Linked DNA regions of Homo sapiens: region 2 is linked to region 1. The links are chromatin contacts, found by Hi-C or POLR2A ChIA-PET in ENCODE. All regions are on one chromosome and are shown on one strand. Each heading gives the region's core, a stretch centred on a gene start or an enhancer-like site at or near the end of the contact. The rest is flanking DNA. Distances are from core to core; before and after follow the strand shown. Region 1 overlaps EEPD1 (endonuclease/exonuclease/phosphatase family domain containing 1). Region 2 overlaps EEPD1 (endonuclease/exonuclease/phosphatase family domain containing 1).

The links. Hi-C counts contacts between places; a loop is a spot of excess contacts on that map. ChIA-PET counts read pairs that join two places held with the same protein, here RNA polymerase II (POLR2A). Pooled maps may share reads with other maps.
Region 2: a map of heart right ventricle shows a loop between it and region 1 (2.2-fold over the local background). The contact joins two enhancer-like sites. A Hi-C loop is called at or near these places in 9 of 168 maps with a recorded cell type or tissue (CD4-positive, alpha-beta T cell, aorta, heart left ventricle and 4 more) and 5 of 50 pooled maps. POLR2A ChIA-PET finds 5 or more read pairs at or near these places in 3 of 52 experiments (BJ, HEK293T and Panc1).

Annotation. Positions count from the first base shown.
Region 1 is chr7:36,225,627-36,229,350 of GRCh38, reverse strand. The region is part of intron 2 of EEPD1 (endonuclease/exonuclease/phosphatase family domain containing 1); the gene reads right to left. Among named protein-coding and RNA genes, the nearest start is that of EEPD1, 74 kb to the right of the region's middle. Within about 2 kb of position 1,915, at least 8 of the 41 ENCODE cell types and tissues checked have a DNase peak (open chromatin) inside an H3K27ac peak, as active enhancers do; they include heart right ventricle, where a contact is called at or near this core.
Region 2 is chr7:36,262,641-36,266,364 of GRCh38, reverse strand. The region is part of intron 3 of EEPD1 (endonuclease/exonuclease/phosphatase family domain containing 1); the gene reads right to left. Among named protein-coding and RNA genes, the nearest start is that of MATCAP2, 100 kb to the left of the region's middle. Within about 2 kb of position 1,949, at least 13 of the 41 ENCODE cell types and tissues checked have a DNase peak (open chromatin) inside an H3K27ac peak, as active enhancers do; they include heart right ventricle, where a contact is called at or near this core.

The DNA of each region.
Region 1 (3,724 bases), core at 666-3,165:
AGTTTTTCTCTCAGAGTATAATCACCATTTGCAGGATTTGGAAGAAAACTAAAGATCATGAAAGTTGTTAATGATGCCTGGACTAGTTTTGTTTTATAATATAATACTTCCACACCCTCCTCTGCAAGAAAAAGAGAAGAATGTGAAGACCCTAAATTGAAGAGCCCACACCAAACCCCAGCACCTCCAGCAATGCTGGCGACACAGGCCCTGTACCTGATGTATCAGCCCACACTGTCTCCCAGACTGTACAGCAAGTGACAGGGAAGGGGTTTCCGCACGTGCCTTTAGAAGAGGGGTTCAGCAGTGTAAACCTGGGGAAAGGGGCTCTCCAGGCAGCCTTTCTCTCTAAGGGAGAGAGGAGGCCCAAGAGGAGAACATGGAGCAAAGGTGTAATCACAGCCAGGGCCCGGAGGCCAGGGGCAATGGCCACTCTCTACTCACATGTCTCTGTGACAAACCTATTAATCAATTTTCATCCTTAATAACAGCCCTAGTAATAAAACTAGGAATAGTCCCCTTTCATTTCTGAGTCCCAGAGGTAACCCAAGGAACCTCCCTAATGCCTGGCACACTTCTCCTCACATGACAAAAACTAGCCCCTATCTTGATTATGTTTCAAATTCTCCCATCAATAAACACGAATATCCTCCTATCTATCACAATCCTATCCATTATTGTAGGTGGTTGAGGAGGACTTAATCAAACACAACTGTGTAAAATCCTGGCAGGCCTGGCCCCAGCTGTGTCTGCAGAATAACTTTTTCCTTCATTCACGTCACTGATTTGATTTTCCACAGCAGTTTTTTTTTTTTTCTTTTTTTGAGACGGAGTCTTACTCTATTGCCCAGGCTGGAGTGCAGTGGCACAATCTCTGCTCACTGAAACCTCTGCCTCCCAGGTTCAGATAATTCTCTTGCCTCAGCCTCCTGAGTAGCTGGGACTACAGGTGTGTGCCACCATGCTTGGCTAATTTTGTATTTTTAGTAAAGATGGGATTTCACCATGTTGGCCAGACTGGTCTCAAAGTCCTGACCTCAAGTGATCTGCCTGTCTCAACCTCCCGAAGTGCGGGATTAGGGCGGGTAGCCACCATGCCCAGTCTGTATTTGTTTTATGTGGGGTGGAGTTACTTAAGGAATTTCATGAAAGTCAGATTCACAAATGGCATCAATCCAGATGTCTGAACACGCCTCTTTTCCCTTTCAAGCAAAGTTCCAGGTTAACTTCTGAGGAAATTAATGAAGGAATCCCCCCACCCTTCTTTAATAGAGATGGGGGTCTCACTGTGTTGCCCAGGGTGGTCTCCAACTCCTGGGCTCAAGCGATCCTCCCATCTCAGCCTCCCAAAGTGCTGGGATTAGGCCGGGTGTGGTGGCTCATGCCTGTAATCTCATCACTTTGGGAGGCTGAGGTGTGCGGATTACCTGAGGTCAGGAGTTTGAGACCAGCCTGACCAACATGGTGAAACCCCTTCTCTACTAAAAATACAAAAATTAGTTGGGCATGGTGGCATGTGCCTGTAATCGCAGCTACTTGGGAGCCTGAGGCAGGAGAATCACTTGAACCTGGGAGGCGAAGCTTGCAGTGAGCCAAGACTGCATCTGCACTCCAGCCTGGGCAACAAGAGCAAAACTCCCGTCTCGAAACAAAAAACAAAAACCAAAAAAACCCAAAGTGCTGGGATTACAGGTGTGAGCCACTGCGCCTGGCCAAAAATTTCTTGTCTCTTGTTTTTATCACCAAATTTTAGAAGACATCATGGGTGTTACATGCAGGCCTGTTTTCCCCCATGCTTACTTTCCTCCTCTATTGGCTCAGAGCTGAGGAAACACAGGGGCCGTCAGCATCTGCACATCAGTGGACACGCCCAGGAGGAGGGATGAGCTCTGGAGAAGGAGCTGCTTTTCCTAAATATGTCCTTGACAGCGTTGCATCCTGTCACTGCCAAGACACCCTTCCTTGCCAAAGCCAAGTGCGGGATTAGGATGTCAGCACAGAACAATCTCTGTGGAATTTAGCTTGGGCAGTAACTGTTCTTAGCGGGTTTGAAAGAATTAGTCTGCAAAACAATCTGGGCAGGAAACTTCTTTGATGACAGTGCCCAAGTTTTTTATTCCATTCAGGTTTTCAACTGCTTGAATCAATTACAGTATATTCTATTTTTTAAGAAAATTATCCAATCCATTCAGATTTTCAAATTTTGAGCACAAAATTATACAAGTAATCACTTTAAACTTAATAATCACCTCTGCATCTGTTTCTGGCCACCCCCCCTCCCTTCTTTAAGATGGGTAGATATTTTTTCTCATTTTGAAAATTAGATCTGTGAGAAATCAGTCTACTTTGTTGGTTTCCTGAAAAATTAGCACTAGGATTTATCAATTGTACCATTCTTTTTCTAATTAAGGTTCACATTTATCTTAATTCCTTTCTCCAATTTTCCACTGTTTTCTTTGGTTTCTCTGTCACCTTCTTTTGTTTAAATGATTTATTATATATATAAAGCCATACTTTTTTCTCTAAGTATGTATTTATCCTTGTTTCAAATTTCATTATGCAGTCTTCTTGTTACTATCTATGTAGTCTACAGTTGTAGTGTTGACCTCTTGTTGGATTCAATGGTTATTTGAATTGTGTTTTTCTATCTCTAAGTAGTTTGGTTTTAAATTTTATTTTCTATAGTTCTAGTGCACTCTATTTAGGGGAAGCACCCTGTGTATTTATTTCCTGATTAGTAAAGTGTATTGAGACTCTTTTGGGTCTACTTTGTGCTGAGTTCACGTTTCCATTTCCCAAGCATTTGAGTAGTTCCTGAACATGTTTTTGGATCTATCAGTGTTCACTTTAAGTTTTTCATATTAATGTAGGAAACAAGAGTCAGTTCAAGCTGCACTGCCTACTGGCTGCAGGGTCTTAAGGAACCTGAAGAACTCAGCAGCAGGTGGGAAGAGAAAGAGACTGACGCCCGCTTCTGTGGCCGGGAGCAGAGGTGACTAAGGTAAAGTACTTAGCACGCTGCTTCCCTCATAAGCCTCTCGGAATGGCGGCTATTAGTACTCATCATTCAGAGCCTTTCTTTAGCCACTAACACTTCTTGAGGATTAGAATAAAGACTGAAACAACTTTTTCTTGATACCATCCCATTTCGGACAAGCAGCATTACAACCCTTATCTCCCCTTCCCTCTTTGATCTTCATTAGCAATACTCTAAGGCTTAGATCCAGAATACAGGCATTTGGTTGTCTTTCCATTACATAGTTTATTGTAAGAACAATTTTTGACATTTGCATTTGTTTGCTAATCAGACTTATAACAATAATTTAAACTGCTCTCTAGTTTTATGGAATCTGGTGCTTATGTTAGCTACTCTTGAGCTCTGTTTTAACTCTTGAGCATCTAAGACATGTCTTTAAAATGAATTTTAAAGAAAGGAGCATGTTTGTATACTTCCCTAAGCCCCTGCACATCTGAGAATGTCTTTCTGATTGGCTTCACAGACAAAAGGCAACTCAGCTGAGCATAAAATTGTTTGGGTTGCTACATAACCCCCAAATTTTGTAGAGGGTTCATAAACTTACTTGATAATCGAAGAACTTTTAATGCTTCAGATTCTCAGGCTCCACACGTAGGTTGGTGTTATGGGGCCTGGGAATAGAGCCAAATTTTTTTTTAATTCCCAGATGTTTTAATCTTCTGACAGGTTCTGTAAACACAGTCTCTT
Region 2 (3,724 bases), core at 700-3,199, 37 kb before region 1:
ACGTCTCTTCACATATGGTTACTGAGCACCTAGGAGAGGAATGCACAGCCCAGTAATTCTTGGAATACTGGCTCTTTGAAGTGCAAAAAAAGACAGTTTTAGGGCAAATAAGATAAATACTTCTTTCCAAATTAGGCACTAAATTTGTGAGTAATTATTGAAATGAATTATTCTAAGTAGAAGCAGTTCTGAAAATAGCACTGATTTCTGGAGGATTTTGTGGCTATTTTGTGAGAGTCTAGGAAAGGGGAGCGTGGCAAACCCCAAGTGAGAGCGGAAACACAGGGATGGCCACGCCATGATTTGCACCAGACATGCCCTTCCATAGATTCTAAGGTTTACATCGCCTGAGATGCATGCCAGTAAGGAAGGCTGAGAAGGCGGAGTTGCACTTGGCACTTCCTACTGAAATGCTGAACCCCAACTTTGGCAGGAAATGCCAGCCATGCCTGTTACAACATTAGCTTGTAAGCAAAAAAGGGATCTGCCCCAGGTTTGCAAGCTGATGATAACTTGTTTCCTCAAACAAACCATGTTGATTTACCCAACCACTGCTCTCCCTTTCTAGAATTTTCTTCCTCTTTGATGTTTTCAAGTTTACAGGCTGAAAGAATGTGTTAGACAGACACAGGAGAGAGATGGTTTCCTAACCCAAGAAACCACCCAACAAGAAAACTGAATAGTAGGAGCATGTTTACCCCTGAGGTATCAAAAGCCAGATATGGCAACAGAAAGGGTAGGGACGAGGAAAAGGAAGATGGAAGAGAGAGAAAGCCAACACAAAGGGGGAAAGGATTAATAATTATTTAGGTACTCAAATCCAAAGAAAATGAGTTATGAGTAGGACCAAGCTGGCAGTTTACAATAGCTCCCCATTCCTACCCTCTTACATGAACACCCACTTATTTTTTTAAACCCCAGGGATATATTTTCTCTGTCTGTAAACACTGAAGACTAGTTCACTCTCAGGCGGGCTCTAGGCAGCCAGGCTCCCAGAACTTCCCAGGCACATTTCTGTGAAGAAGCCAGAGTTGTTCAGGAATTGTCACTCTGTCTGTAAACACTGAAGACTAGTTCACTCTCAGGCGGGCTCTAGGCAGCCAGGCTCCCAGAACTTCCCAGGCATATTTCTGTGAAGAAGCCAGAGTTGTTCAGGAATTGTCACATTAAACAGAATTAGGACTCATGGACCCTCAGGGAAATCGCTCTGGTTGCCATTTTTCTTATGCGATGCCAGCCTTCAGCTATTCTAAATGGTGTTTATGCAGCCGGCTCTGCTCTGCGGTGGCAATAATCATAAAAATAAAGGCTTCAAAGCCCTGGGTGAAAGTCCTACTGATTCATGACTTATTTTATTTTGATCTGTATTATGTCAAATCCTAGTCTTTAAAGGCTGCATGTTTCCTATTTTATTTCAAGGCAAATCACACAGATTTTTGTTTTTTTTTTTTTCAGTGTGGGCAGCAAGAACTATAGGTGGCAGCTCATGAAATAGCATTCTCACTTTGGAGAATGTCCTCAGAGTCACTGGTTCTGTTTTCTTTCGTGCTAATGGGAGAAATGGAAAGCCAAATACCCAAGCTATCTTTTAGTTGAGCTCCCTTCCTGTTAAATTTTTGGCCGCAAGCTCTTAAAAGAAGAAAAACTGTTTGGTGCTAGTTTCACAGGCTTTTCTGGCTCCCTCCAACATACTGGGCACTGTGGGCCAAAAGCAAACTGGACACAGAGAAGGAGAGACAGGTTACAAAAATCAAATTAAATACCAGGCAAGGACCATATAATGGATGCCATGACAGTGTCCTGCAGGCCAGGAAGAGACACTTCATATTAATGACTTGGAACCACAGCAGCTTACATTTCCTAGAATGCTCACCCTGTGCCAATGCTGCAGGCCCTTTACACACACGCCACGATGTGGTCCATGTGATGGCTCTGTGCGGGTGGGAGGTGTCATCATCCTTGCTCAACAGAGGACGAATGCAGGGCTGAAGTAGTTAAGTAACAGACTCAAGATTATCCACAGGGCAAGTGGCTGGGTGAGGACCCAAATCCATGTCTATCGTCCTGACCCCACTGCGGGCTTCCCCCTGAAGCAACTCTAAGGAAGGAGTAATAGGATCAAGCTTGTGTTTCTGAAGGATTACTCTGGTAACAATATAAATGAGGAACTGAAACAAAATGAAACTAGAGAGACCAAACTGCAATTCTGTATGCCTTAGTTTTTCTTCTTGCTTTAAAATTTTCTAGAAATTTCACTTTTCTAGTCATAGTATGAATACTAATTAACTGGTGTGAGCTTTATCCATGTAAAAGTCTCTCCCCCACAAACATATATAATTTTTTCATAAATAAAAGCTGGTTTAATGCTGTTTCCAAATAAATTAAGCAATGAAACCATCAAAAATGTCCCTGCCACATCCTGAAATGAAGCATAAAAATACTTGTTACTTCCTCCCCTCTTACTCGCAAATGTATCCTTGCAAAGCAAGTGCCGGACAAGAATGTGTGGGTCAAGAGAAACAAAACAATCGATACATAGCAATTTATTCTCCCACTAAGAGATTTAGGCAGGTGGATGGAGGGAAGGAAGACAGAACTTACCTGCTAGAGGTGAGCTATAATACAAAACTGTGGTCTCATGAATTGTAATCATGGGAGAAAGGCCCTGATGCTCTCCCAGGAGCTGATGCAAATGTTGGGATTTGGGCAAAACCCAGAACGTGACATCTTCTCTTCCAGGTTTACCCCTTCGAATTGTACATGCTAGGGATCTTGTTTTAATCCTGGACACTTCTGACCCCTGAAGATCCCCAGAGCTATACACATTGGGAAGATGCTCTGCTCTGTGACTCCACAGTGCTTCCATGTAGCCTCTTAGATAGATTTCTTGACTGTCTCCTTGTGGAGGAAGCCACTAACAGGTGAACCAAGAGAGCAGGTAATTTCAGAGTCATTCCTGTGTGAGGTGCTGCTTTGTTTTCTTTGGCTGTCTTCTTCAAACCTAATTAACTCTGCTTTTTCCCCCCCCTCCCTTGAGACAGGGTGTTCTCTGCCACCAAGGGTAGAGTGCAGTGGTGCAATCACAGCCCACTGCAGCCTCAACCTTCTGGGCTCAGGCAATACTCACGCCTCAGCCTCCCGAGTAGCTGGGACTACAGACGTGCATCGCCACACCCGGCCAATTTTTGTATATTTTGTATAAATGGAGTTTCACCATGTTGCCCAGGCTGGTTTTGAAACTCCTGAGCTCAAGCAATCCTCAGCCTCCCAAGTAGCTGGTACCACAGGCATGCACCACCATGAACAGCTAAAGTTTTTTATCATTTTATTTCTTGTAGAGACAGAGTCTCCTATTGTTAGAGCATGTAGCTAGTCAGACATGAGCAGGACAGGAGAGAGCCCTCCCCTACCCCATACACCAGGACTGTCAAGCGACCATCAGGTGATGGTCAGGCGGTTGTAAAACTGTCTCTCTAAAATAATATTTGTTTACAGCTGCCCCCAGGGAATGGCAGTCTCCCAACAGATAAACACCTGAAGCTGGTGATCAGCAGCTTCCCCATAAGATCTCAGGAGTTGGGTGAGTGGGCTCAAGCATGTGTACTTAGAGGCACAATGGCAGAGTTTAACTGGTATATGACCTTCCTCCAGGAACACTCGACTGGTACAGGCGAAATGCCTCAAGTGAGCATGTGTACAACTTCACTAAACACACTGTACATGC